Linked DNA regions of Homo sapiens: region 2 is linked to region 1. A link is an interaction called in ENCODE POLR2A ChIA-PET data of the cell type or tissue named here. Cell type or tissue: MCF 10A. All regions are shown on one strand. Each heading gives the region's core, and the rest is flanking DNA. Links, peaks and the distances in the headings are about the cores only.

Region 1 (2,922 bases), core at 321-2,820:
AGAATAAAGGACACAAGGAAGAGAAACGCACTGCAAATGTTAACTGTTGTTATGACCTGGACTGGAATCCAGTGCTAAAGTGTGTTTTCTTTCCCGTTGCCCCAGGATACAGCAGCTGCCCTCAGTACAAAGGTCTTAAACAGGCTGGGTCCAGTCTGTCCCTCCCTTTTACCAGCCTCTTGCATACATGACACCTCTTTCCTAGACACTCTCCTTCATTTGATTTCTTTTGACCCTGCTTCCTGCACCTTCTCACCCACCGGGGACCCAGCTAATCATCCTGAGGTGCCCCTTTCTCTCCTCCATCTCTCTGCCTTTTTAGCCCAGAAGGAGCCTGGAAGGCCACAGGCAGATGATGGGCTAGGACTTCAGGAGCTTGGCCTGACCTGGCTGGTGTTACCTCCTGTGTCATGCCTGTGCCACAAATGGGTTCCAGGTGTACCTGAGCCCAGAATAAACTGCATGCCATTCTGTCTGCCCAGTCCTGCCTGTCCCCTTATGCAGCCCCCAACCTGTGGGTACTCACACAGATCATGCACCCAGTGAGGCTGATGGCAGACTGGGGGGTCCCATTAGTGGCTGCTGGAGAGGGCAGTGAAGAATGTGAGGGCTAGAGGGGTGGGGTTGTTTGGGTTTCATCTTCATGGTAGAAAGTGCACTGCATGTCACAGAGGACACTATAGTGCTGCTAACTTGGATGTGAAAAACCATTTCAGTATACGTATGCTTTTTGTCATCAAGAAAGTACCTCAACATCTTAAAGTTTAATTTCTTTACCAATAAAAAGAATACCTACTCTGTGTAAATCATTAACTTTGACTTGTGCAGAAATCTTATTAAATAGTCCTCATAAGCTTGGTGTCTCTGGTCACAAGACATGGAACTTTTAGAACTTTACAAACTGTCAAACTAAAGTTAAATTTGTTTATTTAATATTTTATTTAATATTCATAAAGTTAATCTAATGTTTTACTTCTTACTGTAATTTGTAAAAATGTGTTAAAGGGAAGTGTGTTTTTAATTTATTATTTACAAAATCATATTATTCAATGTATTCATTCAATAAATATGTATTGAGTAACTACTATACCTGAGGTTTGGTACCAGGGAGACATGTGCACCAGCAGCTGTACTTTTACAACAGGGTGTTATAAGTGCTGTGATGCAGGGAGTACCAGGGCATGGAAGAGGGATGTCTAATCCAACCTTGGATAGTTAGGAAGGTTTCCTGGAGGAAGTGACATCTAAAGTGAGACCTAACTCTCATTCATTAACTAGAACAAGATGCCTAGAGAAAGGAATGGAGGAAGAAAAGTATTCCTAGGGGGGAAAAAAACTAATTCATTATTAAGGCCAAGAAACAAAAGAGAGCTCTCCTGGTTCTTTCAGGTTTTGAAAAGAATTGTGATATAATTGTTAATTACAGTATGACCTGGGGAATAAGAGATGAGACTGAAGAAATGAACAAAGAATGGATCATGAAGGGCTTGATACAGCAGCAAAGACTTTCTGTGTTCACATATTTTAACATAATAATAATAGCAAGCAGTGAGCTCATCATTTGATTGATTAATTAATTAATCCTTCTAACCCCTAGAAGGCAAGAGAGGTTCGATTATAACAACTTATTATCTTCCATCGTTAATACCCTGATATTATGCCTTCAAAACTAGAGAGCACAGGTGCCATTTTAAAAGATCGACTTTTCTCCTCTTTTTTTTTTTTTTTTTCGAAGTGGAGTGGGTAAGCATAAGAGTGATGACTGAATAGAAGGATGAATTTTGAATGAGCTTAGAAATCCTCTGACTAACCAGTTTGGCATCTTAAAAGATCTAGAAATGAACAGTTTCCTCTAGGGTGGAGCAAACAATACAAGCTGGAGCAGGCTTTAGCCTTCAGGACAGGGTGGGGGTGTGGGTTGGAAACCTATTTCAAACACAAGGTTCTTAACCATTTAGTGTTTAAAGCACTGCTTTGGATAGAGAAATCAAAGTGGGCCGGGAGCGGTGGCTCACACCTGCAATCCCAGCACTCTGGGAGGCCGAGGTGGGCAAATCGCTGGAACTCAGGAGTTCAAGACCAGCCTGGGCAACATGGCAAAACTCTGTCTCCACTAAAAATACAAAAATGAGTTGGGCATGGTAGAGTGCACCTGTGGTCCCAGCTACTCAGGAGGCTGAGGTGGGAGGATTGCTTGAGCCCGGGAGGTGGAGACTGCAGTGACCCAAGATCACACCACTGCACTCCAGCCTGGGCAACGAAGCAAGAGCCTGTCTCTCTCTCTCTCTCTCTCTCTCTCTCTCTCTCTCTCTCTCTCTCACACACACACACACACACACAAGAAATCAAAGTGAATAAACAATTTTACAGGTTCAACTGGCCTATTATTAGAATATTATATTCTTGCCTCACAGTCTGAAACACACGCTATCTATGACTAGACATCAGATGAATGTACCTGCAGAGTGAACTTTCCTAAAGAGAAATTTCCTGTTGGAATCAGCCAGCGACTAGATCACAGACTTAGTCATGTTGTTTAATTTGTTTAAGCATATGATTAACAAGATTAAAAGCTTTCCAAAAACTAAGATTGAAGGTAAAGGGTCATTAGCATTAAACACCTATACCAAAAAAAGAAATGAAGTGATTTATGAAATTAATAGTCTAATAGTTTCTTGTCAGTGTTAAAGATAACTATAACTTGATTTTCTTAGTGAATAGAGAGAAAAACAGATTGTGACAAAAAACTTGGATGGTACCCTGCCATGGCCAGCCCTGCCCGAAGGTTCTTCAGAGATAAAGAAAGTGCAAGCAGAAAGAGGCAATGTGAAGGACTCGGAGGAAGCAATAGAAAAAAAAAATACTAAAAAAATGGGTGTTTTGAAACTGCAAACTTCAAGTATGATTCTTATGCAAATATTA
Region 2 (2,922 bases), core at 249-2,748, 52 kb after region 1:
GCCAGCTGCTCCCTGGGGGACAAAATCACTTCCAGTTGAGAATCAGTGATTTAGATAGAGGTTGCTCCCATGGTTTCAGCTGCCATGCATATGCTAATGATACTCGTATTTGCATCTCAGCCCACACCTTCTCCTGAGCTCTAGACTCGTGTAATAAACAGCTTACCAGACATTTCCAGATTGGCTGGACAGGATGAGGGCCAATTCAGTTCAGGGTGATATTTACATTCCATCTGTACGAATTCTATTCAGAATCCCATTCAAGGTGCCAGTTCTTTAAATCCATAAGTGGCACAAACTGTTGTCAAATTCCTGTATGTATAGAGAAGTTTCTCTTAAAAAAAAAAAGTGAGAAAAAAAAAGATTTTATTTTTATTTTGGGGATTTCTTTTTTCCTGGGAGTAATGGCTCCATAGTAGCTAAATAGGTACATATTTCAGGACCACAGGGAAATCTATGAATTCAGAAATGGACCGTTCAATTACGTGACATTAGTCAGAAATAGGTTGTTCTAAATTTATGGATTTAAATGTGTCAAGGAGAATTAATTCTCTCTGTGGAGGACTAAGCTAATGTTTTTTCCCTTCATTTTACTTCTCCCAATACTAAGATGAACATATGTTTATAATAGAAATTTTTGAAACATAGAAAGGATAAACGAAAATTTATAATTATTTTTGAATCATTCAAATGTACTCTATAGTTTTGTATATTTACTATATAATTGTTACAAATTAGAATCATGTTGGATATATAGTTTTGTTTCCTAGCCTTTTAAATATTATGTTACAAAGATTTTACAACTGCATAAATTATAATTATAATTTAGTTAGCCATTCTTATTGAATAGTTTTCAATATTTCAGTATTATTAATAATACTGCACAAAACATACTCATACCAAATCTTTGATAACATCTCTGTTTATTTCCTCAAGCTAGAGTCCTAGAGGGGTATAAAATGTTTCTAGTTCCCTGACATGTTGTCATATTGCATCCCAGAATAACTGTACCACTTTACACACCCACAGGAATATATAAGAGGATTCTCCTACTCCATTCTTATTTCTGATTTCTTACTCTCTTACTCCATTCTTATCTTCATTATCAAGGGGTTTTTTTGGTTGTTGTTTTTAAAAAAAACATTGCCTATCTGATATGCATAATTTTTTTTCCACCTTAAGTTGAGCAATAAGGTTTGTGCTATTAGGCATTTTTTTTTTCTTTTTTCCTTTTTTTTTCTTGTTTTTGAGACTGAGCCTCACTCTGTCGCCAGGCTGGAGTGCAGTGGCCTGATCTCGGCTCACTGCAACCTCCGCCTCCTGGGTTCAAGTGATTCTCCTGTCTCAGCCTCCCGAGTAGCTGGGATTGCAGGCACGCGCCACCACACCCAGTTAATTTTTGTATTTTAGTAGAGACAGGGTTTCACCATGTTGGCCAGGATGGTCTCTATCTCCTGACCTCATGATCTGCCTGCCTCGGCCTCCCAAAGTGCTGGGATTACAGGAGTGAGCCACCACGCCCGGCAGCTATTACGCATTTTTAAGGGGTGCACCGTGCATTGTTACAGAGGGAAGGAAAACACTCGGGCCGAATTGCTACTCAGGGAAGCCCAGGCCTGGTCACCTTGGGGAAGGCTATGAAGGGGGCTCCCAGCACCCCCTCCCTTATGCCTGGTTGCCTCCCATAACCACCCTGCCTTGGGGGCCCCAGCTCTTTTATGCTTTTTACTCTCAATCTTATTTTGCTCTCATGAAAGGATTGAATAGATATGGGTAAGGCTAAATTCCTTAACCATCGATGCACATTTAAATTATGTTTTGTTTGTTTTACTTACAAATACAATGATATGTTTCTTCTACCATACAGGGTCCTGCAGATCTTTGAGCGTTAAGACAAAACCTTTGTCCTGAAAGACTTCGTGAGCTGGTCCTGAGAGACTGTGGCCAATGCCAGTGTGTTATCTATTTCTGAAATCCGAACTTCAGAATGAACGGAAGGGAGTCAAAAACCCTGCCTCAGCATGTCAGGCAAACCTGTATATGAGAGCTGCGAGTTTGTTTTGTTGATTAGTTGATTGGGGCTGTGGTTGTGGGCATGGTGGCGTAACACATTCTTTGTTCTCGTCTACCTTTGCTCCCTTCCCTTCCTAAGTTACAGAAATAATACATGCTTGTTTGAACGCGCATTTGTTACAAGCATGTGATTTTTTTGTATCTTAAAGTAATACCAAAGGAAATAAAAGTTTTTCCCTTACCCCATCATTATCCCTCCAAGGTAACCATGTTAACAGACTGGTATGTGACCCTCCACACCTTTCTTCACACTTACACAACACATACCAACAAAAGTACATAGCTGGGGCTGGGTGCGGTGGGTCACGCCTATAATCCCAGCACTTTGGGAGGCCAAGATGGGCAGATCACTAGGTCAGGAGATCTAGACCATGCTGGCTAACATGGTGAAACCCCATCTCTACTAAAACTACAAAAAATTTGTATTTTTTGTATTTTGTATTTGTGGTGGCACACACCTGTAGTCTCAGCTACTTGGGAGGCTAAGGAAGGAGAATCACTTTAACCTGGGAGGCGGAGGTTGCAGTGAGCCGAGATCGCTCTGCACTCCAGCCTGGGCGACAGGGCAAGACTCCGTCTCAAAAAAAAAAAAAAAGTATGTAGCTGGAACTGCGCATTCATTTTCCTTTTACTATTATGCCTATTGTGATTGCTATGATTACTATTATGTTCATTACTCTCCAGCTTGTTTTGCTAACTTAACAATACTTCATGTACATCATTTTAAGTCAATGCACACAAACTAACTTATTCCTCCTCCCTTTTAAAAATAGACAACTCTTAATTGAATAAAGTAATAAATGCACATGATACAAAGTCAAACACTACAAGAGAATACAGTGAAAATAT

The links. Peaks named below come from ENCODE experiments on the same cell type or tissue, not always from the same donor. Only the 100,000 strongest peaks of a DNase experiment are listed, where the experiment ranks them.
Region 2: POLR2A ChIA-PET joins it to region 1 with 7 read pairs; 7 of 35 experiments call an interaction of 5 or more read pairs at or near these places.

The regions. Positions count from the first base shown.
Region 1 is chr13:42,025,781-42,028,702 of GRCh38, reverse strand. No RefSeq gene overlaps it. Among named protein-coding and RNA genes, the nearest start is that of DGKH, 21 kb to the left of the region's middle. In MCF 10A, for the core only: no CTCF peak of the experiment used is centred there; a DNase peak (open chromatin) is centred at 1,862.
Region 2 is chr13:41,973,861-41,976,782 of GRCh38, reverse strand. It overlaps VWA8-AS1 (VWA8 antisense RNA 1), which reads right to left. Exons shown (of 4, transcript NR_039974.1): 3 at 167-334. LOC105370176 (a long non-coding RNA gene) reads left to right here. Exons shown (of 3, transcript XR_941905.3): 3 at 1,868-1,944. Among named protein-coding and RNA genes, the nearest start is that of VWA8-AS1, 14 kb to the right of the region's middle. In MCF 10A, for the core only: no CTCF peak of the experiment used is centred there; no DNase peak of the experiment used is centred there.